7 separate regions of the Homo sapiens genome follow, and regions 1, 2, 3, 4, 5 and 7 are each linked to region 6. The links are chromatin loops, found by intact Hi-C in ENCODE. Cell type or tissue: PC-3. All regions are shown on one strand. Region 1 overlaps LOC107984245 (a long non-coding RNA gene). Region 2 has its middle 37 kb from the start of LINC00856. Region 3 overlaps LOC107984245 (a long non-coding RNA gene). Region 4 overlaps LOC124902467 (a long non-coding RNA gene). Region 5 has its middle 14 kb from the start of RPS24. Region 6 has its middle 250 kb from the start of LINC00595. Region 7 has its middle 160 kb from the start of LINC00595.

Region 1 (4,000 bases), 89 kb after region 6:
CTGAAGCCAGAAGTGCTGTGCCCTGAGCCCCCTGCAGACCACTCCACGGTGCATCTCTGACCTGGCCCTGTCTCTCCTTTGCAGAGCTGATAGAGCCACCGAAGCAGAGAAGGAGTGGGGGAGGAGAAGTCTGCAAGTGTGCACTGGACCGTGTCCTAAAGTGCCAGCCAGATGGCCATCTGTGCGCTTTGGCCTCCCCAGTCCTGCCAGGGAAGGAAGTATGAAGCCAAAGCCAGATGAGAGTGAAGACCTGGCCAACAGCCTCTCTGCAGACCCTGCCAAGCACATGCCACCCCCTCGGTCATGTGCACACACACACCTGCACACACACACTCTGCTCAGTCCTTCAGCTGGTCAGCGCTGATGGCTCTTGTGGGGGGCCTCTGCTCTGTCCCGATCCACCCATGCTCACAGTCCCCCCTGCAGAAGCACTAGTAATGCTCAGAGGACTTTCCAAAGCCCCTACGGAACCCAGGGACTGCTCACCCGTGGCTGTTGGTTATGTCAGATATCGGAGAACCAGCCCCAAAGACAGGCTACTGTTGTGGGAAAGCCCAGAACATAAGACTGCAAGGTCTGGTTCTTTCTGGAATCACTGCACTCCCTGGAGAAGGCCACACCCCTTCCTCTTTCAGGCTTTAGCTGCGGCATCTGTAAAATGGTGATCCTAACCCCTGTCCTGCCTGCCTTATGGAGACAGTGAGGATTAAATGTGTGTTAGAAAGGAAAGCTCCCTGTAGGTAAGAAAGTGTTGAGCAGACCTCACAACCAATGCTTTCCGTATGTGCTTCCAGGATTTCAGGGAGATTTTTCTATTTTCCATGGGTGTGATATGTCTCCATACAGCCTGGAGCCTAGTATTTGTGCAGATAGTCAGGACTGGAAGAGCTCAGATGTTGGAGAATTTACTGCAGGCTGGTCCTGTATATTGTATCGGCTTGTCACCTTCCTCGTTCTGCACACTGGATCTCTGTTAACATAGCCCCTGACTCTCACAGAACTTATTGTCAGCTCTAACCCTGTGCTTGTTTTCTGCACTCTGCTGCTAACATTCCCAGCCCTTGTATGGATAGGCCTGGGGCCTCATGGCACCCTGTTCCCAGGCCTGCAGAAATCTGCTCTCTGGGAGCACCTCCACCAGACCTGGCTGACCGTGTCCCTGAGCCAGAAGGGGATTAGAGGCCCCCACTGAGCTGGAGCTGGAGATTTGGAACAGAATACCCCCTCCCTTTCAGCTGGGCAAAAAGGAGAAGGAGCAGAGCCAACAGCCCCAGGGCTTCCTGAAGAAACTTTGCACCAGGAGCCTCCCATTTCCTGGGCTTCTGCTGATGGAACAAACTTTCCTCGGCCCTTGGCGGCCCAGATTCTGGAACAGGCTACTCTGCAGTCAGGCACTGTGTGGGGGAAGGGGTGTCAGCCTGGGATGGCAAGGACAAAGCCCCAGCCCATGCTGCTCCCCAATCTCTCCTTCCACCCAACTTGCTCTGTGGCCTCCAGCAAGGCCCTTCTCTTCCTGGGGCCTTAATTTCCTCAGCTGTAGAATGAGTCAGGGAAATAAGATTGGTCCGGTGAAATGTCACAGTTGAGTGGGTCTTACAGAGGCAGATTCTACATGGAGAAGGGGTGTGGAGCACCACCATCTTTTCTGATTCCACTCTCACTTCCCAGCTCTCACAGCCTTAAAGCAAACTCCAGCTGCCCAGACCTCCACTGTGTGCCCTGGGCTCTGGGCCTTGGCTGATCTGGTAAATGCTGCCCCCACACGCCAAAAGGACAGAGGAAACAACTAAGAGAGTCCCCAAGGCCCAAGGCTGGAACAATTTGAGCAACAAAATACATCATGAGAGTATCAAATTATAACTCCTAGAATAAAATAAAAATCCAGGAGTCCACATGGTTATAAATAAGTACCTGAATAAATAAATAAATGAAGGCAGCTCTTCCTTACAGAAGAGTTCCAATTAATAAATGTGACATGAACAAGGGAAATAAAAAAACACCATTAGAACACCACAGTAATAATTATTGCAGACAAGACGCACTGATGTATGCTAAAATTAATGGGTGAAAGTTTGAGGAGAAGCAGCATGTTCGAATTGTCTCAAAGTATCTCCCCCAAGAGATTTACTAATTATAAAGGGGAAAGAAAATACAGTAATCTGCAGTGGAGAAACCCAGTAGGTGCCACCTTAATCAAGTGACCAAGTTAACATCACCAGTAATAAGACGTAGCAACATCACCACACGCCCCGATAGGATGCACAGAGAAGACATTTCATGTATATAGTATTCTTGCCAAAAAATGCATAACATCAATTTCATCATGGGGGGACAATCAGACTGAGGGGCATTCTACAAAATCACCCATCAGTACCCTTTCAAATGTCAAGGTCATGGACGGCAAGGATGCTCTGAGGAACCATCACAGATTGGAGGGGATTAAGGAGAATGACAGCTAAATGAAACGTGAGAGCCTGGATTGGATCCTGGAATAGTGGAAGGATATTAAGAGAAAAACTGGTGAACTCTGAATCAAGTCTGTATTTTAGTAACAGTATTGCCCAATGTTGTTAATGTAATGATTTTGATAAATTATACAAGATGCTAACATTAGGGAAAGCTAGGTGAAGGTGTACAGAAACCCTCTGTGCTATATTTGTAACTTTTTAATTTCAAATAAAAAGTAAAAAATAAAACTGTTTCATTCCATTTTCTAGGGCTCTTCACTGATGCCAATCAATAGTTTGCAGCGTTTCTTCCCCTAGGTCCACCCTTGAATAAGTGGTGGGCCCTCCGGGCCAGGCACTTTACATACACAATTTCATTTGAATCCTCATAATGGCTCTCTGAAAGAGGTATTATTAGCCCCATTTTATAGATGAGAAAACTGATAGCCAGGGGCACACACTAGAACATAGAGGCTCTAAATTCAGACTCTGTCTGAATGCAGAGACTATGACAACTGATGTTTTTACTCAATTGTGGTAGCTTATGGAGGAGGTCTCATGCATATGGCCAGCAGCAAAGGCAATGCCTTTTGGTCCTTTGGAGCATGGCTTTGAGATGCTACATACCTTAATCCAAATGCAGGGCTGATCCTTTAACAGTAGAGTAAACGTAAGACTCTAGACTGCTTGGGCACAAATCCCAGATCTTCTACTTATTTATTATGTGTTCCTACAAAAGTTACTTAATCTCTCTGTGCCTGGGTCTCCTCTCATATAAAATAAAGGTAATATTTAATACCCGTCTATAGCCTGGCTCTGAGGGTCAAGCACTCAGGTCAGTTTTACACACTCCATAAGTGTTAACCATCTCTTTTGTCTTCGCCTTCTGCATCTTTCCCCAGCCACCTACAAAGTGCCAGCTTGCTGGCTAAGATTTCCTAAACTAAACAGCAAGTTGAGGTCCAAGAAAAGCTCAGAACACACTGTGGAAAGAGAAGCAGAGAGGCAATATCTGACCATCTACAGAAAGGTGTAAGATGTTATCAGCCTAAAATCCTAAGCTGGGTAGCAGCTAAGAACCATATAGAGACATTGTGGGATTAGCAAAATATTCCAGTCAAGGTGTCCTGGAATGATCCAACTCCTTATTAACTTGAATGTGCTCCACTGGCGGAGGCACCTACCTGCCCAGATGTGACCAATCTAAGGTTAACTTTACAAAGGGAGAAAACAGAAGGGAAAGAAAGGGAAGGGATGGAAAAGTGGTGGGAAGAAGAAAGGAGAAACACTTTTACCAAATGAGCTCATGAAGGAATGAATCTTAGAATCTCTTAAATTTTGAACATGAATCAATAAATCGCAGAACACTACTGAACACCAAAATCTAGGCAATGTTTGGCACCTGCTGGCTCGGTGAAAATACTGTTTTTTTAAATGCATGGAATGATTGAGATCTGAGAGCCACCCTTGCCATGTAAACCTGAAGAAGGAATTGATATGAGCATTGGCAGAATGCACCCTGTGGTTCTCCAGAGTGCTGAAGTCTGTTAAGT
Region 2 (4,000 bases), 310 kb after region 6:
ACCTCTATTTCCCTTCTGCTGCCTCATATTTGCATTGTTTCTTCCTCTCCAGCCCCTCTGACCCTTCCTCCAACAATGCAGAGCCTCAGAGAAAACAGTGTGCAATTGGAGGGAGACTGCTTGTCTTCCAGGCCGGCTCCAGCAATGCCATGCTGTACATCTCTGAGCCAGTCCCTCGACTTCTCTGAGACTCAGTTTCCTCATCTGTGAAAGGAAGAGAAGGGCGATGATAGTAACAACGCATTTGAGGTCTCTCCAGGTGCTGGGCTGAGTTCTTGCTTTATGACAACTCAATGAAACAGGAACTATTACCACTCCTGTTCAACACGTGGAAACTGAGGTGCTGAGAAGTGAAGGGAGTTGCCCAGGGTGACACAGGGGGTGATGAAGCCAGGACAGGCCCACTGCAGATGGCTGTTGGGAGGGCTGGATGAAATGGTGGAGAAGAAACATTCTTAAGACTGGCATTTGCTTGTCATCTTATAATGCCATTAAGATGGTGTAGCAGATTGCACTTTCCAAAGATGCCCACCACACCATCACCCATCCCACAGGCTTTTTGGCAATATGACCTTCCCCTCCTCTATAAAGAAGTGGGTTCTATTTCTCTGCCCTCTTGAATTTGGGTGGGTCATGATGATTTTTTCCAAAAGAATAGGAGGAAGAGACCTTGTGCCAGTCCAAGCCTTAGCCCTTAACTAGCCTGACAGCCTCCACTGGCAGTGTCCTGGGAGCTAGCTGCTACATAAAAAGAATCACTACCCTGAGCCCACACTGCTGGGAGAGGCCCAAGCCACGTGGAGAGGCCCTGGAGGATGAGATGCTGCAAGAAGAGAGGCAAAGACCCCAAGAAGCCAGCCTTAGCCACCACATGAGAGACCCAGGTGAGTCCCAGACAACCCAGAGAGCAGAGCAAAAGAAGAAGACATTGCTCGAAGCCCCTCTCTTCTGGTATGGTTGTTACACAGCAGTAGAGAACCAGTCAGATGCGGCCCTCTTTCCACTTTCAGCTCTAAGGCAGAAGGTCGCCACAAAGAGATGAGGAAGAGGAAAGAAGAGGGGTGGAGGGGTGGAGTCAGGACTGCAAGGAGCTGAGGCAGGGAGCTGCCCTCTGCCTCTGCCTCTGCCTCTGGGCCCCAGCCTCGGAATCAGCCCAGCTTACAGCCCTCAGACAGTGGCCAGCCCATGACTTACGATGGGGCGCAGGTCAGGCTACCGGCCCCTCTGGGCTGCCATCTCCTCTCCAGTTACGTGGGGAGCTGTGGGCTGCCCTCCCCTCTCCTGTTATGTGGGGAGCTGTGGGCTGCCCTCCCCTCTCCTGTTATGTGGGGAGCTGTGGCCTGCCCTCCCCTCTCCTGTTATGTTGGGAGCTGGATGGAGTCGACGACCCCTGAGGGCCACTGCAGCTCTTGCATGCTGGATCTCCACTGCTGGGGGGCGGGGCAGGGGGGCGGTCATTCTGGCTGTGGTTCTATCCAGCAGAGCCAGGAAACACTAGGGCTGGTCAGACCCCAGAGCCCTCAGGACATCCCCACCCCTGGGTCTTCATACCCCTAGAGAGGCCAACACCACAGGCCTGAGGGCCAGCAAGTCCAGCCCAGCCAGACAGTGGAGCTGGAGAGCAGAAGGCCACACCTGCTGACTCTCACCCAGACACACTGTGGCCCTGAGCCTACTGGGCCCATGCCAGGACAGGCCCTTTACACAGAAGAGCCTATTTAATCCTCACAGTCATCCGGAGTGCCAGATAATGCTATTATCTCATTTCTCAGATGAAGAGTCTGAGGCTCAGAGACTTCAGCAAAATCACACCACTGCAGTGTGAAGCCAGAATTGAAACCTGGAGGCCTAATTCCATGACTCTCCCTCCCCTCCACTGTGCTTCCGCTGGTGGGTACATCCGCAGACACAAACACACCACCCTGCTCCCCACACAGCCCGACCTGCCCTGCTCGCTCACACACATACTTTCATGTGTGATGGTGCATACGTGTAGACACATCCCATGCTGGTACACACCAGTTCATACGGAAACCCACATTCACACAGGTTGTGTGTGTCGCACACAGACACTCCCATCCCTACACATGTAGACCCAGGCACCCAGGGCCCTGACATTTGCTCACACATACACCCCTACACTCCAGCCCCACAGGCTCAGGTGCAGACATCTGTGTGCATACATCCTCATCACACACGTACACACACAAACACTGCACCTTGTTTAATGATGCCCAGGAAATGAGAGTCATTATTTTTATTTTTTTAAAAAAAAGAGCCTCTCAAATGCCAATAGATTCCAGCATGTTTTTTCAGTGCTAAAAGGTTTTACAAGCAAAAGTCACCCAACAGTGCCACCTGCTGAAGGCTGGCTATTCTCTCCCGTCCTGCCTGTTCCATCCTTAGTAGGGTGAAACCTGTCCTCAGTTTCCCCCAAAGCGCTCAGGACTTGGGAGCTGGGTGGGGGAAGCTGGGGGAGAAAGTGGGTGCAGGTGGACAGAGGAGAGGTTATACCGAGGCAGGGGAACACATGGAGAAGGACTTCCAGAGCAGGCAAGGAGAGGAAGATGAAAGAGAGAGGCCTGCAGGGAGACAGAGAGGCCAGGCAGGGAGCTGAGAGAAAACCATGGGACTCAGAGAATAAGAGAGAGAGCACAGATAGAAAAGACTGGGAGGGAAAGTCTGGCATGCAGATGGGAGAGAGGGGAGGGAGGATGAAAGAGACCCGAGGAAGGACTAGAGGGGCAGCCAGAAATGGCGGAGAGCCCTCCCCAACGTCGGCCCCCTGGACCCACAAGGGGCACGAGCCTGGCAGCTGGCCCTCCCTCCCTCCAGGGGTGCCTCTACTGCAGGGGCCTGAGGCTGCAGTGTTTTCCTGGAGGTGGGGATGCCCCAATGCCCCCCTCAGCCCTCCAAAATGTTTGTCAAGCAGCCCCTGTCCCTAAGGGGCTCAGCTCCCCGCCACACACCCTGCCAGCAGGTCAGGATGAGGCAACTGTCAACAGGAAAGGGCTCTTACCTGAAGTATCTGGCTTCTTAGGTGCGAGTGACATCCAGAGAGAGGATTTGTTCAAGGCCACACAGAAAATTAGGAAGAGTCAGCCCTAGAAACTTCAGGGGCCCACGCACGGGCCTCCACCCCTGTGTCAACTGAGATGACAACCCTCTTCTTTCTTGATAGAATCATGGAGGAAAGAGAGATTTGAATCTGCATTCAGTGGTTCCAGACCACAGGAGAGTAGGGGATTAACCACAAGGCCCCAGGGGGAGACCGAGGCCACATTCTTGAGTCACCATGTCAGTACCCACCCCTCTGGAGTCAGGTGGATCAGAGCAGGACAATCATCAGTCCAAGAGAAAACCACTGACCTTCAACTCATGAGACATTGGCGCTGAAAGCTCCCACTGATCCCTTCCCGTGGGGACACTGAGCCTAGGGGAGTGGGGCATGCTGGGGTGAAGCAGAGGGCCTGAGCAGAGGGCATGAGAACCCCCCACCCTCCCAAGCCAGCTGCCCACACAAACCTCTTGACACTGATGGAGCCAACTCCTCAAAATCCTGAGGTCTGGGCTCCCTAGAAGGTGGCAACTTTGGGGGCTTCATCCTTCCCTTCTGAGGCCTAAATTCTGGTCCTCTTCTCTCTCCCAAGGGGACACTTCCTCCAACAGAAAGGACCCTGGCAGGGAAAGTCTTGGGGTAATTTTTCTTTTTTATGAAACCCCCTGATATCTCCCGTAGCTCAGCTGGAGTCACAAGGAGGCACCTCTCTCACCTTTGTAGAAACACACAGGGCTGCAGAAAGCTGGCTGACTACACAATGCAGAGCAGGTGCCGGCTTGCATCTCATTTACATATGTTTGCATATGCTTTCTTACTTCTCAAAATACCAGGAAACTATCCTCCATTCTCCATCCTATAGCTTCTTGGCATTTACAGTCTCTCCTGACTTACACGGGGTATCTCAATGCTGTGGACTTCCATTTGCTTAGCTAGAGAAGG
Region 3 (4,000 bases), 62 kb after region 6:
CCTGCAGTCGAACAAGTGTAGCTGGAATTGCATTCACCCACCTGTTCCTGAGTTCTCCTGGGACACAATGTTGGATTGGTGGGCACTAGTATATTCTTTTCACAAGTGCTGGAATATCACTATTTCAAACAGCTTAATGATCATTGTACATGTGCCCTGAGCAAGGCTGCATGAATAACTAAAATGTCAAATGTCTTTGTTTTAGCTGCGATTCTATCAACTCTGCAGGTCTCATAAGCATGAGCCACATGCCAATTAGAATCTCTGATGGTCAAGTATAAATGTCTTTGTTTCATAAAAATGAAAGAATGAGTTCATTATCACTTAACTCCCTCTAGAAGAAATAATCTTTTAAAAACTTAAGATCCATAAGGAGGAAAGATGGGTTGTTAAAGCAGGTCCTCCCTAAAGATTGCTTCCTTGCCTGTGAATAGAATGAATCCAATGGCATCATTTCCTAGAACCAAGTTGAATTTCCCACTGGAACCAGAATTCCAGAAAGCCCTGGACATCACTCTACATGTCAAGGCTGCAGACACACACACATCAATTCTGAAAGAGGGAGGATTCCAAGAGTGATGGTGCCTGCAGGGCCTTCTGAGATAAGATGAGGAGTCTTTCTGGTTTCCAAGGGGAGGAACCCAAGCTACAGTCTCACTGGCACCAAAGATTAGAGAGGTTAGTGATTGAGGACCCAGGGAGGCAGCTGCTCTCTGAAGACTCTTCCCTAGTGGAGCTATACCTCAGCTCAAAAAGGCAACCACAAATCTTGTGTCCAGCACAGCTCCAATTCAAGCAAATTTCATTCTCTTTCACCAAGGAAAGTCTATACACATACACATGTATATACACACATGTATGTATATATGTTTATATATGTGTGCATGCATACATACATACATATGCATGTGTATAAAATGGGATTTGAATTATAGACTTAGACCTGTCTTTTCATCAAAATAAATAAACAAACATGAATTTACCCATCAGAAAACTTCAGTTGTCAGGACCTGTGTCTGATATTTAGCTGGGGAAATTTCCCCTGTCACTGGGGTGGTGGATGTTGTCTCAGAGCTGAACACTGGGCTGGTGGGGTCATCGGAGGATGATGAGGATGAATCAAGGCTGTTCTCCCACTTTCTCCAGGGCTGTGCCTGGGACCATATGTGTATGTGTGGCTGAGAGGAGGCATGGGTCCCAAGACATGGGTCATCAGAGACTGAAGCTCTCCAGGGCAGCCTGAGAGATCTGGCAGGGCTCTGGGGGCGCCTCAGTTTTGTGAATCACCGCCATGTGGTGCCTTTGGAGTCAGCCAGCTCTGCCTCCTAACCCCATCCCCTCACTCACCAGATGTGTACCTGGGTCTCAATTTCCCCCATCTGTCATTGAGGACAGTCATACCGACCTCAGGGAGGGATCAGGTGAGATAAATGTGATGATGACCAAAATGCAAGACAATTACTGATCATGAGCAGATGAAGTCTAGAAAGGGGGAAATTGGTCCACAGAACACAGTGGGTCAATGAGGGACTTAGAACGAAAACTCGAGTCTTGGGTTCCCAGGCCAGACCTCCTTTCACTGCACCAGGGATTTCAAAGTGGGATCCACAGATGTACTGTCAGGGGCCCTTGAGTGATATGAGAGTCTTTTTTTATTCTGATATTTTCATTTTAAAAATTGAAAAATATCAGTGAGACCCTATTGGGGTTGTGTGTGGATGATCATATTATCACCAACTAATGCTTCAGGAATGCAGAGTTCACATTTGCATTTGGGTTTACTATCATGTTTTTGCAAAATGAAGGCCAAATGACTTCATGGACTGCTGTACAAACAAAGGTTTAGCAATTGTTCAAACAGAGATAAGTGGAGGGAGGATTGAGTCATCAAACAGAACAGGGGACACAGACATGCCACAAATAAGCTGCTCTGCATTGAAGCTGGTAGAATTGTAGTCACTGTTTTGCAAGCAGGTGCCTGAGTGAATGCCACCTTGGTTTGCAACAACTTGCAAGACAACACTAGCAGCTGGAAATGGTAAATGGTATATAGTCTTACTAAATGGTACATATTTCTATATATTTTAAATTATTATATTTTGAAGTGCTCTATTAAGTTGATCGCTTCATCAAAATTCTAGGTCTGTGTTTAGAAGTGTGTTCATTGTAATACATGAAAAATATAATAATATTGATAATAACTCTAATGATGGTCTAGCATGTCCAAACATCAAAATGATCTAGTTGATAACAAGCGGAACTTAAATGGGAATGTATCCTTCTATTATTAAACCCAACGTTGGTTGTTTTACTTTCAGCAAAACATCATCTGTCACATTAAATTAATGCCATTAATTTGAATTTTAATGGTTTTGTAGCTTTATTTGCATTTAATTTGTAATTGTGTTTTGGTTTTACAGCTGTGTAAGAGCTAAAAGCATAAGAGATTTATACTTACTTTTATGTTTGTATATATTTAAGTAACAATATGATCAAAATAATTCTTATCAACACTGGGGGTCTGCAATGATAGCTTTCCCTTTAGAAGGCATGTTTTAGTCAACTTTAGGAATCACTGAGACTGCGCCACAGCACACTGCTCAATGCACAAGAGGGATTGCATTTGAACAGTACTAGGTGGGATTGGATCCAGCCCAGTATGTTGTGGGAAGGGCATGTGGGGAAAAAATTCCCCTGGGAATTTAGGTCCAGGCTTTTCAAAGTGCTGGGTTACTTAGTCACCATCTCAGATGACTCAGGGACCCCAATCAGCTACCAATATCTTTTGGCTCTCTTTCTGCTGTTCCTTTACCAAACAATTTCGTGTAATTCGGTGATAAGCCACTGAGAGTTCAGACAGAGATTCTTAACCTGAATCCTATAACAAACTTCGCTGGAGGAGAAACCCACAGCCTTCACCAGAGTGTCACCCGCATGCTTCCAGCATCCTCAGAGGATGGGGCCAGCCCCAAAATGCTGTGGGGGCAAGGGCTGGTGTGTCCCTGGACCTGACTCTGCAGCAGGCACTTTTTTCCTTGCCTTCCACTCCCACGTAAAAGCCGGCAGAGGAAAGAGACTGGAAAAGGCTGGGTCACTTCCCTGAGATGCACAGCTGGGTAAGTAACTGAGCAGGAACTTGAACTTGGGTCCACAGGACTCCAGAGCCTGGGCTCTCTCTGGCCTAGTAGCTGTACGTGAAGGGAGAGGAAAACAGAGCCCATGCCCCTTGTGCTCAGGGAGTTTCCAATCTCTTACATCTAGGACTTGTTCTCCTAAGGGACTGGATAGGAGTGGGACTCCTTCCACTGAAACCCCAAAGCCCAGGACAATGGGTGTCAAATGCCCCTACCATCCAAGGGGTATAGCTACCAGGTTCCTTCCTCCTGGATTTGTTAAGAGGCTTCTACACTGCCTGCTCCTCACCTCCTCAGTCCACATCCACCCTGCTTAAGCAGAAGAAAGAGAATTGATGTGAATGTGGAGGAAACTTTACGTAAAATACTGTGACTCGGCTGCTCCGTGCACTCCTGTAAGCTACTAGCAGGGGCTCCAGAGAACCTCTTGCAGAGATTGGGGTGCCTGTACAGAGAGAAGACTCATGCTTCCTTCCCCAGTTGGAGGCCCATTGCACTGCAGAAACTCCAAGCCCACCATGAGGCACAGAAATTTCCAGAAGAGTTTATCACATGTCCCCTGGGTTGTGGGGGAAGGGGGTGGGGACTTAGAGTAGGAACTGAACCTGTCCCACCTTAGAACTCAGGACAGGAGGCTGGCCGGAGTGGGGTGAGGCCAAGGGCAGCTGCAGCAGCCTGCAGGCCCGCCTTTGCCCTGGAAAGAGAATGTGAGCTTCTCCAGGGCTGAAAAGAGGCCATAGAAGGCGAGCAGTTTCTGGCACTGTGATGGGGACCCACCCCGGGGGTCACAGAGGAGGGTCCACAGAACACCCAGCACTGGGGTACCTGCCTTGACAGAGACTTTGAAAGCCTCTCCTTGAACTGAG
Region 4 (4,000 bases), 290 kb after region 6:
CAGGAGAGGAGGGAAGGGCATCCCTAGGAAGCTGATAAAGGGAGATCCCGGGATGAGACGAGGCCCGGGCACAGAATGCTGCCTGTTCTGAGGGCACCAGGTCAGAAGGCTGTCAGGGAAACTCTTCAGGACAATGAAATTGATAGAGCACCTGATGTGGGTGAAAATATTGGAATAGGCAATCAGTAAAGACTCTGGAGTTGAATTAGTGATAAGTACAGAGAAAGGCAAGCAAACAAAAGAACAAGATAGTTATTAGCTCCTAGGAAAATAAAAGTTATACAAGGAAGGAAAAATACAGTAGGCCACATGGAACTCTTCACCTCTTTAAACTATAAACATGCATACCTTTGACAAAATTTTAGAAAACAGTAAGTTTATTAACACATACACATTAGAGTTCTCCTGCCCCAACCCATGCTGCTTCCCCCAAAGTGCCCAGAGGGGATAAGCTGAACCCAAATATCTTCCTCTGTCCATCTCCAAGCAGGCAACTTCCCTTCAGGAATGGAAGCTATTTGTCCCCAGTGGGAGGGAAAAAAGAGAAAAATAAATCTGAGAAGAGACCTGTAAAATTAAAAGAGAGAAACCTGGTAATTAGTGCTTCAGACAGATAATAAATTCTGAATCTCACAAATAAGGCTTTACGAGTTGAGAGTATAATTGATACCCCAGCCTGGAGAGCCTATCAGATCACCTTAATCCCACTTTTTGTCTTGTGCATTTTAAATTATTCAGTTCCTTTGAAACCTAGAAATACTGCCTTTGTAGAATCAGACAGCTCACTCTACGGGGTGCCAATTTAGGATCTCCACAGTGGGTTCTGCCAGAGATGCTTGCCTTGGTCTGGAGATATGTATCCAGTCAAGCCACAGTGACAGGTGCCGGAGCTCAGGGCTGCTCTGTTCTGTTGGCATTCTGAGGACCCCTCCAACCTGGTGACTCCACCAGGAGACAGCCATCTGTAGGGTACCAGGAAGCATGAGACTGGTACCAGGATGCGGCAGTTGAAAGGCCCAGAATGCTGCAGGCTGCTCAGATCACACCCCCAAGGACCATGTCCAGCCCCAGCCACCATGTTCAGCAGGGAGCAGGTGCTAGTCACTGCAGGCTGGGTGCAGGACTTGGTACCCTCCATTCATGATGCCATTTGATCCTTACAACAGCCCTGTGAAATAAGTGATACTATCAGACCATTTCACAGATGAGGAAACTGAAGCTTAAAGAAGCAAAAACAAAAAAACAAAACAAAACAAAACAAAAAAAAAACAGCCTAAGACGCCACAGCTAACTAGCAGTAAAGCTGGGATTTTAATGCAAGTCTTCCTGACTTCAAAGTCCACTTTATTCTGTTGCGTTTGAGGACTTCCACTGAGCCAGATTCAGGGCTGGGCTGTGGAGATTTAAAGACTAAGATGAGATCTCTGTCCTTAAGGAGCATACCTTGTGTGGTAGTCAGGTACATAGACTGTTCCAACACACTGTAGTGAATTTCTTGATGGAAGGTCTGTGAGCAGAGACCCAGAGGAGAATGATCTGGGGATGAAAGGAATGTGTAAGCAGCTACTTTATGCTCCCTTATTGGGGCTAAGAAAGAACAGACTTCAGGGCACAGGAAGCTGTCCTCAAATCCCTGAAAGGCATGGTCATCTGAACAACCTCCAGGAATCCCACCAGACCCAGTGGAAGGCCAGTGGGCTCTCTGGGAAGAATGCTGGTAGCCTGAGCCAGAAAGGGCCTCTGCAAGAGCGCAAGGTCGCTGGCATAGCCAGATGTACATTGTCAGAAATGCAGCTCAGGGGATTCTTGCACTGGGAGAAGAGGACAAGAGCATTTGTTCTCTGTTCTGCTTGAGCCTCCCCTTCCCGGAACATCTATTACTGCTCTCAGCCAGCTCTAAAATTAGGAGGATAACAGCCCGTGCCCCACCTGGTGGCTGGAAAGACTAAATAAGGAAACCAGGGCTCAGAGAGATTTCACAATTTGCCCAAGGTCACACAGCATGTGAGCAGGGGACAGGGTCTCCTTCACTGCATGGTCTTCCTTTTAAACCAGTCACGTCATTGTTTTTTCCAGATGATCCCATTGTGGTATGATTCAGCTGTGCTCTAGGTACAGGGGTGGGAAGGTGGTGCTCAAGGCAAGGGAGAAAGAAGATTGGAGTCTGAGCTCTCTGCCTGGCAACTGATCCAGAATCATATCTCATCTATACATGCCGGCCCAGGCTTAAGCCAGCCCTGAGCTCAGAGAATTCTGCAGGCTGGTACTGCAGGAAGAAGGCTGGACTTGAATACAGAAGACATGATTTACACCTCACCTTTTCCACCTACTAACTCCGTGATCTTTCACATGGGTCTCAGTTGTGCACCTGCAGAATGGGCGTAATAATTCCCACTCTAAGAAACTGCCAGGGTTAGCTTACACTTCCAATGAACAATATGTGTGACAGCCCTCTATTGGCTAATGTACTTGATGAACATGAGAAGAGGAGGAGGGAACCATGGTGAATTGAAATCCTGCTATGCGTCATGTCACAGGCAGACCTGACATGAAAATTCACATGCAAGCATTATGAAATTGCTCCTGGGAGAACCCAGAAAGGGAGTGGGGAAAACAAGACAGGGAAGGGAAGAAGCCACGCAATGATACAATTACAGGTGAAGTCCCCACCAAGGCCTGATCCTGCAGGGAGCTCTACAGTGTAAATTCCATCTCTGAGTTTGCCCGCCTTGAAGGAAAAGAGCTGGGCTTTCATACTCCGGCCTCCTGATCATTGTCTGCAGGCCTTTCTGGGACACTTCTGGTTCTCAGTACCTTTGAGCAAAGCAACTGCAATAGCCTGCAGGTGTCTCAAGAAGGTTGCAACTGCAAGCTGTTAGGAGAGAAGCATGCAAGCGCTGGGGCAGGGATGCATGGAGCTCATAAAGGACATCCAAGAGGATCTGAGGGCATCACGGCAGAGAACTGGCAGCTTTCACTCTGCAGATCCTCAGAACACATGTTGTCATTTAATTAATATTCAACTCAATGAAGGGGTATTATTAGTCCCACTTGACTGATAGGAAACTAGGGCTCAGAAAAGTGGCTCATTCAAGGTCCCATGGTGCATCAGAGATCAATTCCATCTGCCTCCAAATTCATGCTCCCACCAGTGGTTTTACTGTACTGTCCCTCTGCTTCACTCTCCAGATCCCTTGGCACTGGTCACCTGGACCCTGCTCCCCTCAAGGGCTCCAGTCACTCTGCTTATTGCAACACTCCCATATAGGGACCACAGATCCATGGACTCTGACAGCAATGAAAATTTTCAATGCTGGTGCTTTCAGATTTTTAAAAGTAATGTCAAAGACACAGTGTGGATGCTGTGATGGTCAAGGTCCTCACTGACATGGAAGATGTGGAGACAGTGGTGTTGGTGGCAGAGAGGGTGGTGATCATAGTGGTAGTGAGGGTGGCAGTGATAGTTCTGAGGGTGTTGAGAGAGACAGTGATTAGATTAGTGTGGAGGTACCAGTGAAAGTACTGGGATGTGGAGGTAGTGGGAGGAGGGTGATGGTGGTGAAGATGGTGTTAGTTTGGCTGAGTGGAGTTAGTCATGGTAGTGGAGACTGTGGTGGTAGTGGTGGTAGAGGTGATGATAGTGGTGGTGGTGGAAGTAGCAGTGGAGGTGATGATGGTGATGGTGATAACAGCTGTGGGCAAGATATTATTAGCACAGTGGAGGTGATAGAAGTGATCATGGTAATAGATATGATGGCAGTGGGGGTGGAATTGGTGATAGTGATGGTCAGAGTGATGGTGGAGGTGATTAGAGTGGTGACGGTGGAGGTGATGATGGTGATGTGTTAATATTGGTTGTGGATGTATCAGCGTGATAGAAGTAGTGGAGGTGATGATGAGGGAGGTGAGAAGGGTGGTGGTAATGGAAATGATAATGATGGTGATGGTGGAGGTGATGACGATACTGACGTAATAATAATGATAATAATTGCAATGTGAG
Region 5 (4,000 bases), 470 kb after region 6:
TTGCACTAGCACCACTGTGGGTGAAGACCTCCTTGGATTTCACATGCTAAGCGCTTCATTGCCTCACCCAGTCCCAGCCCCACTGTGATGGGCAACTATCCCTCAGAATGGCACCAGCATTGGCAGCAAAGTGGAGAGAGAAAACGTCTAGGCCCTCGAAGACGCTGTTAAACTGCAGTGTCCACCAACCCTGAAGGCTCCTGGGCATCCAGGGGGTTCTTACAGGAGCTAATAAGCAACCTCACTGTTCAAGGCAGTGTAAGCTGACTTCTCAGAGACTTGCAGCAGAAGGCCTCCTCCCTAACATACCCTCTAAACCCATGACAAAGCCAGCTCAGGAGCACCAGTGGGCGATGTTTCAACTCTAGCTTCCCAGGGAACATTTCTGTACCAGTGACACGCTCTGTGAGACGACACAGGGCAATGAACTGAACAGCAGGGAAAAGGTACCCCAGACAGCATGCAGTGTTTTGTTACCTTAAAAAAGCAAGAAACAGCACTTGAGTAGCAAACGGCTCACTTGCTGTCAGAGGTGGCGTGAACTCCAGGGGAAGACGCCTGAAGCTTACTCCTTTCCCCAGCATGAATGAGCTGAAGGACTTGGGGCAAGTCATCTACCCTCTGTGCCTCATCCATAAACAGAAGAAAAAGCAGCCCGTCTTGCATGCTGCGTGAAGGTGCCAAAGGAACTGAAGAGCTCTCCTTCCCCGCTCCAAGGAGGCCTGATGGAAAGAGACATCATGTTTAACTTGTTTCCTCCACCAAGGACAGCTGCAGTTAACAATGTTTGCCTATGGGTTGGGCAATTTTTTTTTTTTTTTTTTTTTTGAGATGGACTCTCGCTCTGTCGCCCAGGCTGGAGTGCAGTGGTGCAATCGCGGCTCACTGCAACCTCCCTCTCCCAGGTTCAAGCGATTCTTCTGCCTCAGCCTCCTGAGCAGCTGGGACCACAGGTGCATGCCCCCATGCCCGGCTAATTTTTGTGTTTTTAGTAGAGACGGGGTTTCACCATATTGACCAAGCTGGTCTCGAACTCCTGACCTTGTGATCTGCCCATCTTGGCCTCCCAACGTGATTACAGGCGTGAGCCACCGCACGCGGCTGGGTTGGGCAATTTCTAACCAGACTCTCTGAATATCATCATCGACGGTGGGAGCCAGCAGAGGGCTGGACCACTCTTTTGAATCCCCTTATAACCCAGGGATGAGCACATCTATAGCGCTCTGAAAAGGCAGTTCTGGAGATTTCCTGCCCAGGCAGAGCAGTGGCTCAGCTGGGTGAGCAGTCACCGAGAGTATAGGATGCCAATCCCTGGATTAACGAGGTGAATGCCAAAGACCCTCCGAGGCAATGTATTTTTGGAAGAAATACACACTGCAGCAGAAAAGAGAACATGGTATAAATTTTCCTTCTTCCAAACAGTGCAGAATAGAAACCTATAAAAGCAAATTCTGGATGTCTGAAGATATGGACTTTTTAAAAAATCTTGTTTGAGAGATTCCACCTTACTGACTTGCACCATATCCCTGGAAATGCTTCCTTAAGTGGCTACTGGAGATGGATGTCATGTAGCAGGGTTTACAGATCCCCTGCAATCCGAGGTCCTTGAAAAGCACAAGGCAGTCTCTTCCTCAACTCCCAGGGCAGAATTTTATAGTGGAAAGAGATGTTGACAGCCACTTTCTCAGCACCACTCTCTCATCCTACAGTGTAGGAAACTGAGACCCAGAGGAGAAAGGGGTCTTGCCAGAGATCTTAAAGTGTGGTGGGGCAGAGCTAAGGCTTGAAAACAGGTCTTGGACCCAGCACTGTGGCCCCGGACCCATGCTTGTCAAAGAATAGGACAGAGGCATAGCACTGTAGGCAGAAGGCTGAAGCAGAATCGGGCTGCTGGGGTTCCCAGCCTTCGGCCCCCACCTCCCCCAATAGAAACCGCAAGCTGCCTGGCTGGGCAGCTACAAAAGGGGGAATGCTGTTTGCACAGGATCTGCAGAGACCTCGCAGCACGGATGGGTAGACATCACCATGCACATATGAACAGCAGAAAGCCCTCCAGGTTCAGCTTCCCTACGAGGGCCGAATCCTATAAACAAGATTACCACCCCCATTAGACCTTCTCTGAGAAGAAAGAGTGACCTCTCCAGTTGATCTGGCATCAAGCTTTTTTCATGCTTCCACAAGGGTAGCGGTCTTGACAACAAAGCAGACCGCTTCCACGTCTGTGCCCACAGTGCCCCCTTGTGGGAGTCTGCATAGTGCATCACACGTCTTTATTTCACCAAGTGAAAAGGCAGGGATGGGGCAGTCTACAGCACTGTCCTACCGGGTCTCCACAGCTGTCCCCCTCTGGAATATCCTCCCCTTCCCTAAGCTCAGTGGTTCTCAAACTTTAGCATGCATCTGAATCACCTGGAGAGCTTATCAAAACACAGGTTCTGGCTGGACGCGGTGGCTCACACCTATAATCCCAGCACTTTTGGAGGCCGAGGCCAGCGGATCACCTGACGTCAGGAGTTCAAGACCAGCCAGACCAACATGGTGAAATCCCATCTCTACTAAAAAGTACAAAAAAAAAAAAAATTAGCCAGGCGTGGTGGCAGGCACCAGTAGTCCCAGCTACTCAGGAAGCTGAGGTGGAGAATCGCACCCAGGAGGCGGAGGTTGCAGTGAAGCAAGATCACGCCACTGCACTCCAGCCTGGGCAACTCAAAAAAAAAAACAGGTTACCTGGCCCCACCCACAGCTTCTGATTCAGTAATTCTAGGGTGGAGCCCAAGAAATTGAATTTCTAGCAAGTTCCCTGGTGACACTGCTGCTGCTGTCCAGGACCACACCTGGAGAATCGCTGCCTCAGCTAATCACCTCCACCCATTTAAGGCTCAGGACCATTTCTAGCTCCTTGGCAAGATGTTCCACAAATGCCCCCAGGCTTATCATAGGATGCCATAGTTGTGTAACTTTAACCAAGTTCCTTAACCTCTTTGAGCCTCAATTTCCTCATCTATAAAATGGGGGTAATAGTACTTCCCTCCGAGTGCAGGTAAATGAGGCCAGGTGCAGTGGATCATGCCTGTAATCCCAGCACTTTGGGAGGCTGAGGCAGGTGGGTCACCTGAGGTCTGGAGTTCAAGACCAGCCTGGCCAACATGGAGAAACCCTGTCTCTACTATACAAAAATTAGCCAGGTGTGGTGGTACACACCTGTAATCCCAGCTACTATGGAGGCTGAGGCAGGAGAATCACTTGAACCCAGAAGGTGGAGGTTGCAGTGAGCTGAGATTGCGCCACTGGTGCAATCCAGAGCTCCAGCCTGGGTGACAGAGCGAGACTCATTCTCAAAAAAAAAAAAAAAAAAAGGTAAATGAGATAATTTGTGCAAGACTTAGCTCAGTACCTGGCACATGGTAAACAATAAATGTTAGCTATTCTGTGGTCATTAATTAGCAATAGTATTACTGTTCATCTGCCAGCTTCTTGAGGGCAGAGACAGTATTCCCATTAGAGACAGAATTCTCAGAGGCAGAACGGATCTTAGAGAAACTTCAGTCCAGCTTCCCAAGCCTGAGCTCACCTGGGAAGCTTCAGTCCAGTTTCCTGAAGCAGCCTCACCTGGGAAGCTATTAAAACATCAGGTGCTTGGGCGCTACCCAGATCTACTAACTCTGAAAACTGGGGCAAGAGGCTGGGCATTTGTTGTTTTTGAGACAGAGCCTCGCTCTGTCACCCAGGCTGGAGTGCAGTGGCATGGTCTCGGCTCACTGCAACCTCCGCCTCCTGGGTTCAAGCAATTCTCGTGCCTCCACCTCCTGAGTAATTGAGATTACAGGCACGCACCACCACGCCCAGCTAATTTTTGTATTTTTAGTAGAGATGTTTCACCATGTTGGCCAGGCTGGTCTCGAACTCCTGACGTCAAGTGATCCACCCGCCTCAGCCTCCCAAAGTGCCGGGATTACAGGTATAAGCCACCACACCCAGCCAGCATTTGTATTTTTAACAA
Region 6 (4,000 bases):
TGAGGTCAGGAGTTCGAGACCAGCCTGGCCAACATGGTGAAACCCTGTCTCTACTAAAAATACAAAAATTAGACAGGCGTGGTGGCGGGTGCCTGTAATCCCAGCTACTTGGGAGGCTGAGGCAGAAGAATCATTTGAGCCCGGGAGGCGGAGTTTGCAGTGAGCTGAGACCATGCCACTGTACTCCAGCCTGGGCAACAAGAGTGAGACTCCAAAAAAAAGAAAGAAAGAAAGAAAGAAAGAAAGAAAGAAAGAAAGAAAGGAAGGAAGGAAGGAAGGAAGGAAGGAAGGAAAGGCAGGAAGGAAGGAAGGAAAGAAAGAAAGAAAGAGAAAGAAAGAAAGAAAGAAAAGAAAGGAAGGAAAGAAAGAAAGAGAAGAAAGAAGGAAAGAAAGAAAGAAAGAAAGAAAGAAAGAAAGAAAGAAAGAAAGAAAGAAAGAAAGAAAGAAAGAAAAGTAACGTCAGATGTCTTGCAGAAGTTCAGCAGAAGCACAATTACAAAGGGCAGGAGGGAAGAGCATGCCCCCAGGGGAAATGCCCTGTACTCTGCCTGGCACTATGGCACTGGCTTTTCTAGATCTGCACCCTCCCAGGACTCCCACTTCCTCTCTCCTCAACTCCTACCTCCTGCCCTTCCCCACAGGGCTTTGCTTACCTCCCTTTGACCTAATATTGGACATGTGTTATCTGCCTCTGGCTGCAAGGTGAGCAGAAGGGGGTCCAGAGTCAGGGACTGGATGACTCACTCTACCATTTACTCCTACTTGGACATGTCCTTAACCTTTCTGATCCTAAAATCCCTCACCTACAAAATGGACAGAATATGCCCTGTTCTTCCCTCCTTCAAGGGTTATTTGTAAAACTCAAAGGAGACAGTGGATGGCAACATGCCTTGTAAATCCAAGGATGGTGCAAAGGGAAGGTTAATTGGTCAGTGTCACCACCACTACTACTAAAATATTTTCTCCTTGCTATTTGGTGTAGGGGAAAGGGCAAAGTCTTCTAGAGTGTTCACTAAGTGTGTAAAGGATGAGGGATCAACACCAATGGCTCAGCAGCCCAAAGCTTCTCTGTAGACTTTATAAACAAAAGGGATTTGACACCGGAAATGACTGGACCAAAACCCTAGAATCCTTGAGTGTAGGCCCCTTGAGAGCCAGCCTGACTGGCAGCCCTTGCAGATGAGAAACTTTCAGTCCCAAAGTGGAGGAGGATGTGTTGAGGTCACACCACAAGTCAATGAAAGATGGGATCCTAGTGCTTTACAGCCCCCCAAACTCTTCTCCTGTCATCAGCCTTCAACAACACTCATTTGAGGGGCCCCAAGGAGATTCCAGGAGATGAGATTAGAAGCTACAAAAATATTGATCTTCAGGCCGGGCGTGGTGGCTCACACCTGTAATCCCAGCACTTTGGGAGGCCGAGGTGGGAGGATCACGAGGTCAGGAGATTGAGACCATCCTGGCTAACATGGTGAAACCCTGTCTCTACTAAAAATACAAAAAAATTAGCCAGGCATGGTGGCGGGCACCTGTACTCCCAGCTACTTGGGAGGCTGAGGCAGGAGAATGGCATGAACCCGGGAGGTGGAGCTTGCAGTGAGCCGAGATTGCGCCACTGCACTCCAGCTGGGATGACAGAGTGAGACTCCGTTAAAAAAAAAAATTGATCTTCAAAAACATATATGAATATAAAATCCAAGGGAACAAAGCCACCCTTAAAGGCTCCACCTGTAGTTCATTAACATTCACTCAATTGGTTTGTCATAGTAGGTTGGCATTTTGGGGGGCAATGGGGAGGGGAAGTCTGTTCCACAGCTTCATTTCCAGGAAAGCTTCCCCAATTTTGAATCTGCCTGGGAAACCTTGAGTCCGCAGTCCTGTTTCTAGGTGAGGAACTTTGGAGTCATCTGTAATTCTCCTCTCTTCATTCCACAAGGCAGGAATCCTTGACTGCTGGTCCCTGGTGACCCTATAGATTTGTTACCTGTGCCTGACTCACCGCAGCACTCAATGAATCACACTGCTGCATGAATGCATTTGTTGACTGAGTCCCCAAAGGGTGAACTGACTTTCCCAAGCACTAGGTGGCAGGGGCTGAGGAGAAAACTGCTTCCTCCCTCCTTCCTCTTATATGCAATTCATAGAATCACAGGATGTTCAAGACAAACAGACCTGTGTAGATCACATTCTTCCCCAACATCAAAGCCCTCTGATTTCCTCGGGTACCTTTCTTGGCAGCCACACTGAGCATTTTCAGTCACTCATCATTCAACAAATATTTGAGGAGTGCTTATTTTATACAAAGAGGAAAGTTAAGTAATGCAACATCTCTGACCTCCAAATCCCTTTCCACCTCTAACATCCTCCAGGCCTGGATGAAAATCCCAATGGGGTTGGTAACCTGCCCACAGCTGCAGCCAGGCACAACATGGGAATCCCAGCAGCCTCTGGTTGGTCCGTTGCACGTCAAGCTCTGGCTTTTCTGGGGAAGATATTTTCATCAGGAAACTACATTTGGCCTAAAATGCTGAACCTTACATAGGGTTGAGGGTAAGTATTAGCAGCTCTGCCCACAGAGCTGCATTACAATTTGCAGAGTTTCTGAGAGGAGGCTGGGATCTGAGTGCCAGGGTAGTGATAAGCCCTTCGTCTTGAGGACACAGCATCCCCCAGGGCTTGGGAGCATCAAGATAGGTCTGTGTAATTCCTCACAGTGACACAACTCAAACCTCAAAGCTACTGGTTTCCTATAGCCTGGTTGGGGAACCAAGGTTTAGCTATCAGCATCCATTAAACAGAAAAAAACTCCAGAAAGCCTTCTTATGCTAAACAGGAGGAAACCCAGGCCCAATGAGGTTAAACAGCATGGCCTGGCCACAGCTCAAGCAGTGAAACAGACAAGACCTCTGCACCATTGGTTCATTGTTGGACACACGGACACCCCCCTTTTCAGGGGTAACATGGAGCTGTATAGTTTCACTTCAAGCTATGTGTGAGTAGCCTCTATTATTGGTATGTGGTTGAGAAATTGTTTTTCAGTGAGGAAAGGATTAAGTCCATTTTGGGACATCCTATGATAGAATATATATAGCCAGTAAAAATAACATCTTTAGAAAATATTTCAAGGCATGTGACAATATTCATGATCGAATGTTAAATGGAAGTAGCAGGAGGCCAAATTATATATGCACAAGGAACCCTGATATTGTGGCTATATACCACATTTCCTCCATTGTAACAGCATTGATATCAAGAGGCATCACTGGCTTAATAATAGTTCAGAAAAAAGGAAAACATTAAATCTACTATAAGAAGGATCCTGATTTCAAAAACATTAAAAAACAAAGAATGTACAACCAAGAAGAAAGGAAATGTAGCATAAATACATCACACAAATGTATGTATGTGTGTGCATGTGTGAGTTCATAAGATTCACGAGAAATACATAAAACATGGAATGATGGTTATCTCTGGGGGAGAGATTTTTATTTTATTTATTCTTTTCAGTATTTTTCAATTTTGTTTCTGATGTGTGTGTATATACTAATTTTTTGAATCAGAAAAAAATAAACTTTGTCTGTAGAACAGTCAAAGCAAATATAGGGAAAATACACATGATTTTTTGACTTACCCAGGGCAATTTCCACTTTCCAGTCTCTATACTTTTTCAGCGTTTCATTTCGTTATGTTTCTATCCTCTGGTTTTTAAGCACAGTTTAGCATTCCCTCTTCCATGAACCGTAATAAGGTTCCCATAATGCCTTTCCCCACTCTGCTGCATTTTAGCAGTACCAACATCTCTTAGGAAAATCAGGTACAATGTCATAACGCAGGTGCCACCAGCATGTTTAAGATCCCACTCTGCACTGCAAGCAGAGTTCTTTGTCAAATGTCCACCTGGGAAAAATTACCCAGACTCCAGTGTTAAGAGACTCTGCTCTTTTTTGAGAAAATAGTGTGCTTTGGATTTTTACTCTGAAAAATCACAAATATTATCTTG
Region 7 (4,000 bases), 97 kb after region 6:
ATTCCCAGTGTTGTGCTGGAGCTGGCTTGTAGCAGCTCACAAAATTGTGCACATTTCTTTCCAATAGTACATTTAGTAACATTATGTTGAATTTGGCCACGGTGCAAGTATTTATACCATGAAAATTGGCAAATACTACCAATCAGACCTTTTTTTTCCACAAGACCTGACTTACCTGTACATTACCACATAGTCTGGTGTGCATGACAAAAGGTAATTTACATAAAACAAATACCAGTAAGTTTTAAAGTATTGACATAGTACTGTGTATGTTCTCTGGCCACAGTGGGATTAAATTTTAAAATCATAATAATAAGATATATGCACAAGCCCAAAATATTTAGAAATTAAACAATGCACTTTTAAATAACCCATAGCTCAAAGAATGAATTACAAGGGAGATTTTTAAATATTTTGAACTAAATGAAAATAAAAACAAAGCTTATGAAGTTTGTGAAATACAGATAAAGCAGCTCTAAGATGCAATGACAACTTTGTATTGATATCAGAAAGGAGAAAGTCCTAAAGTCAATCATTTAAGGCCCTATTTGATGAATGAAGAAAAAGAAGGACAAAATAAACCCAAAGAAAGTAGAAGGAAGAAAATAGTAAAAATAAGAGCATAAAACACTGAAGTAGAAAATGACAAACACAGAGGGAAATGAGTACAAACGCTGGTAGTTCTACAAGGTCAAAAAACTAGTACCATTGACAATTGCTAGGCCTCTAGCCAGATTGACCAAGAAACAAAGAAGACACACCTTACCAATCCCAGGAAAAAAACGACATATTACAGACCCTACTTTAATTAAATGGCTAATATGGAAATAGCATGAACAATTTTATGTCACAAATTCAACAACTTAGAGAAAATGTAAAAATTCCTTGAAATGTGCAAATTACCAAAGCTCACTCAAGAAGAAATAGAAAGCATAAATAACCCTGTATGTGCTAACGAAATGGAATTTGTAGTTATAAACCTTCCCACAAGGAAAGCACTAGGTTCCAATAGTTTCACTGGCAGATTCTATTTTTAAAAACTAGGTTTAAAAAAATCAGACCTATCAAATTATTTTAGAAAACAAAGAAAACTCTTCCCCATTTGTTTTATGAGCAAACTTATTCTGATACCTAAACCAGAAAGCATATATTAAAATAGAAAACTACAGACCAATACCCTTCATGGAGCACAAATGCTGCTAAAATATGAGCAAATTGTATTCAACAGTATGTTAATACAAAAATGATAATACACTATGACCCAGTGGGGTTTATCCTAGGAATTAAAGGTCAGTTTAATATTCAAATATAAGTGAATTTATATGATTATCTCAATAGAATCTTGAAAAAAATTGACACAATTCAATATCATTTATGGTAAAAACTTGCAGTGCAAGACTGTATTCTTGCACTGCAAGTTTTTACCATAAATGATGTTGAATTAATATATATATATCAATTCAAGCAAATATACACATTTGCTTCCAGGCTGCTCTTCTTCGCACTGAGGCTCAAGGTATTGGTGCTTTCTTCCCTGAACTGGCTCCCTCTCCAGGACCTCAATTATACTGCAGCCCAGCAGTCCAAAGCCTAGTTCTATTCAAGGGGACTTCTCTACCACCTTGGTGTAAGCCCTCAGCACCACATGAGCAGAGCCATTGCATTGGGGAATCAGGGTTTCCCAGCCAAGGGAAAAAGCTTTGATTTGGTCAGCACTTACTTTTGTCTAAGCATGAAAGAAACCCAGCTCAGCCTGGATTAAACCAAAAATAAATGTTATCAACTCACATGACCAGTGTTAGTCCTGGCTGAACCCAGGTGCTAGGTGGAATGATTAGTTCTGTTTCTCAGCTTCCGTTCTTCTCTGTTGACTTCATCCTCGAGCTGGCTGTCCCTACAAGGTGGCAGAAATGGCCCCAGCAGCTCCAGGCCCATGTCCTAATGTGTCCAGAGTTGGTTCCTTCTGATGGATTCTTGGTCTCACTGACTTCAAGAATGAAGCTGCAGACCTCTGTGGTGAGTGTTACAGCTCTTAAAGGTGGCACAGACCCAAAGAGTGAGCAGCAATAAGATTTTTTGTGAACAGCGAAAGAACAAAGCTTCCACAGCATGGAAGGTGACTGGAGCAGGTTGCCTGCTGGCTTGGAGTGGGGGGTGGTGGCCAGCTTTTATTCCCTTATTTGTCCCTGCCCACCTCCTGCTGATTGGTCCATTTTACAGAGTGCTGATTGGTCCATTTTACAGAGCACTGATTGGTCCATTTTACAGAGCGCTGATTGGTGCATTTTTACAGAGTGCTGATTGGTGCATTTACAATCCTTTAGCTAGACACAGAGTGCTGATTGATGCATTTACAGTCCTCTAGCTAGACAGAAAAGTTCTCCAAGTCCCCACTCAACCCAGGAAGTCCAGCTGGCTTCACCTCTCAATCCCAGCACTTTGGGAGGCAGAGGCGGGTGGATCACAAGGTCAGGAGTTTGAGACCAGTCTGGCCAAGACGGTGAAACCCCGTCTCTACTAAAAGTACAAAAATTAGCCTGGTGTGGTGGTGGGCGCCTGTAATCCCTGCTACTTGGGAGGCTGAGGCACGAGAATCACGTGAACCCGAGAGGCGGAGGTTGCAGTGAACTGAGATGGCACCACTGCACTCTAGCCTGGGCGACAGAGCAAGACTCCATCTCAAAAAAAAAAAAGAAAAAAAAATGCTATATGAGGCTGGTAAACAGGGGCAGGTCACTTCTCTGGTGAATGAGCTTAACCAACCCCCCAGCATCCTCCTCTCTTGAAGGAGGAGTTACAGACTATGCCAGCCACTTGCGGATTCACAGCAGCCTTGGGACAGGGCTCTTGGTGGGTGGGTTTTCTCTGGTAGAAAGAGTATCTACTTAGGCGTCAGGCATTTTACCAGATTGACATTCCACATGCATTCCATGTCTCCTCAAGACAGTCCAGAGAGAGGGATATTGTTCTTACCTGACAATCAGGGAAACCAAGTCCCAAAGACTTAAGTGACTTCACAAAGTCAGGAAACGCTGGTGATAGATTCTATTCTAAATCTAGAAAAAATATCCTTCCCATAGCACCTCTATCTTTTCCCATTAACGTTAGTAGGTGTTCAATAAATATTCATGAGATAGGGAAGAGAATTTGAACTGTCTGCACACTAGCCACTTGGCCAGTAAATTGGAAGGCGAGAATATGGTCCCCGTATACACTTACAGCATGTTGAGAGAAGCAGGGCTTCCCAGACAGGCGAGGGCTCTTTTCAGAAAGGGTAGAGCAGGCTCTGAGCAGCCTGGCTTTTTAAACAAGAATCGAAGGTGATTCTTGTGATTAAGTGTTGTCGGCAGCCGTGCCACGGGGACCCACAAAAGGCAGAAAATGGCCGTGACACTTGTCTTACTCAGACTGCAGTGGAAGGAGCAGACCCGCCTAGTTTCTGGAAGAGGGTAGCCTATTTTCTCCCCTTCGAGGCAAGTGGAGGTTCATGAAGGGTGGGACCAGAAGAGGCGAAGGAAAGTTACTGCTGCCCAGAGCAGCAAAGTGTTTTCTTTTCTTTTTTTTCTTTTTTTTTTAGACGGAGTCTCGCTCTGTTGCCCAGGCTGGAGAGCAGTGGGGCAATCTGAGTAGCTGGGACTACAGGCGCCAGCCACCATGCCCAGCTAATTTTTTGTATTTTTAATAGAGACGGGATTTCACAATGTTAGCCAGGATGGTCTCGATCTCCCGACCTTGTGATCCGCCTGCCTCGGCCTCCCAAAGTGCTGGGATTACAGGCGTGAGCCATCGCGGCCAGCCCAGAGTGTTTTCTTTTTCCTCAAAACAACCAGTGATGACCGAGGGTTTCTCTGTGCCTAGACAGTGGCCAGGACTGTTGGTCTGTGTCGTTGAGCAGGTCACACTATTTGGGGAAATATCACATGCGTGTCTTTGATTACCATTTCACTTCTTTGACCCGTCTCTGCTGCAAAGGTGATGAATAGAGCTTTCAAGACATTGA

The links. A loop is a pair of places that touch in the nucleus more often than their neighbours do. Peaks named below come from ENCODE experiments on the same cell type or tissue, not always from the same donor. Only the 100,000 strongest peaks of a DNase experiment are listed, where the experiment ranks them.
Region 1: a loop joins it to region 6, with 9 times the contacts of the local background. A loop is called at or near these places in 3 of 110 quality-filtered maps.
Region 2: it touches region 6 in a loop (17-fold over the local background); 6 of 110 quality-filtered maps call a loop at or near these places.
Region 3: a loop joins it to region 6, with 4 times the contacts of the local background. A loop is called at or near these places in 2 of 110 quality-filtered maps.
Region 4: a loop joins it to region 6, with 10 times the contacts of the local background. A loop is called at or near these places in 2 of 110 quality-filtered maps.
Region 5: a loop joins it to region 6, with 13 times the contacts of the local background. A loop is called at or near these places in 8 of 110 quality-filtered maps.
Region 7: it touches region 6 in a loop (7-fold over the local background); 3 of 110 quality-filtered maps call a loop at or near these places.

The regions. Positions count from the first base shown.
Region 1 is chr10:78,430,525-78,434,524 of GRCh38, reverse strand. LOC107984245 (a long non-coding RNA gene) reads left to right here. Exons shown (of 3, transcript XR_001747513.2): 3 at 85-2,696. Among named protein-coding and RNA genes, the nearest start is that of LINC00595, 170 kb to the right of the region's middle. In PC-3, a CTCF peak has its summit at 1,752; a DNase peak (open chromatin) is centred at 1,734; H3K27me3 peaks cover 1,174 bases.
Region 2 is chr10:78,210,018-78,214,017 of GRCh38, reverse strand. No RefSeq gene overlaps it. Among named protein-coding and RNA genes, the nearest start is that of LINC00856, 37 kb to the left of the region's middle. RefSeq lists enhancers at 1-1,385, 1,425-1,981. In PC-3, a CTCF peak has its summit at 2,382 (motif pointing left); DNase peaks (open chromatin) are centred at 2,357 and 3,288; H3K27me3 peaks cover 1,104 bases.
Region 3 is chr10:78,457,036-78,461,035 of GRCh38, reverse strand. LOC107984245 (a long non-coding RNA gene) reads left to right here. Exons shown (of 3, transcript XR_001747513.2): 1 at 1-3,116. Among named protein-coding and RNA genes, the nearest start is that of LINC00595, 190 kb to the right of the region's middle. In PC-3, no CTCF peak of the experiment used is centred here; DNase peaks (open chromatin) are centred at 1,875 and 2,745; H3K4me3 peaks cover 1,816 bases; H3K27ac peaks cover 3,556 bases.
Region 4 is chr10:78,230,094-78,234,093 of GRCh38, reverse strand. LOC124902467 (a long non-coding RNA gene) reads right to left here. Exons shown (of 2, transcript XR_007062210.1): 1 at 1,444-4,000; 2 at 360-1,168. Among named protein-coding and RNA genes, the nearest start is that of LINC00856, 17 kb to the left of the region's middle. In PC-3, a CTCF peak has its summit at 1,930 (motif pointing left); a DNase peak (open chromatin) is centred at 1,923; H3K27me3 peaks cover 2,051 bases.
Region 5 is chr10:78,045,703-78,049,702 of GRCh38, reverse strand. It overlaps a transcript of RPS24 not described here. Among named protein-coding and RNA genes, the nearest start is that of RPS24, 14 kb to the right of the region's middle. RefSeq lists an enhancer at 2,074-2,133. In PC-3, CTCF peaks have their summits at 2,020 and 2,227 (motif pointing left); a DNase peak (open chromatin) is centred at 2,232.
Region 6 is chr10:78,519,331-78,523,330 of GRCh38, reverse strand. No RefSeq gene overlaps it. Among named protein-coding and RNA genes, the nearest start is that of LINC00595, 250 kb to the right of the region's middle. In PC-3, a CTCF peak has its summit at 2,093 (motif pointing right); a DNase peak (open chromatin) is centred at 2,040; H3K27ac peaks cover 1,275 bases.
Region 7 is chr10:78,422,479-78,426,478 of GRCh38, reverse strand. No RefSeq gene overlaps it. Among named protein-coding and RNA genes, the nearest start is that of LINC00595, 160 kb to the right of the region's middle. In PC-3, CTCF peaks have their summits at 1,355 and 1,558 (motif pointing left); a DNase peak (open chromatin) is centred at 1,548; H3K27me3 peaks cover 243 bases.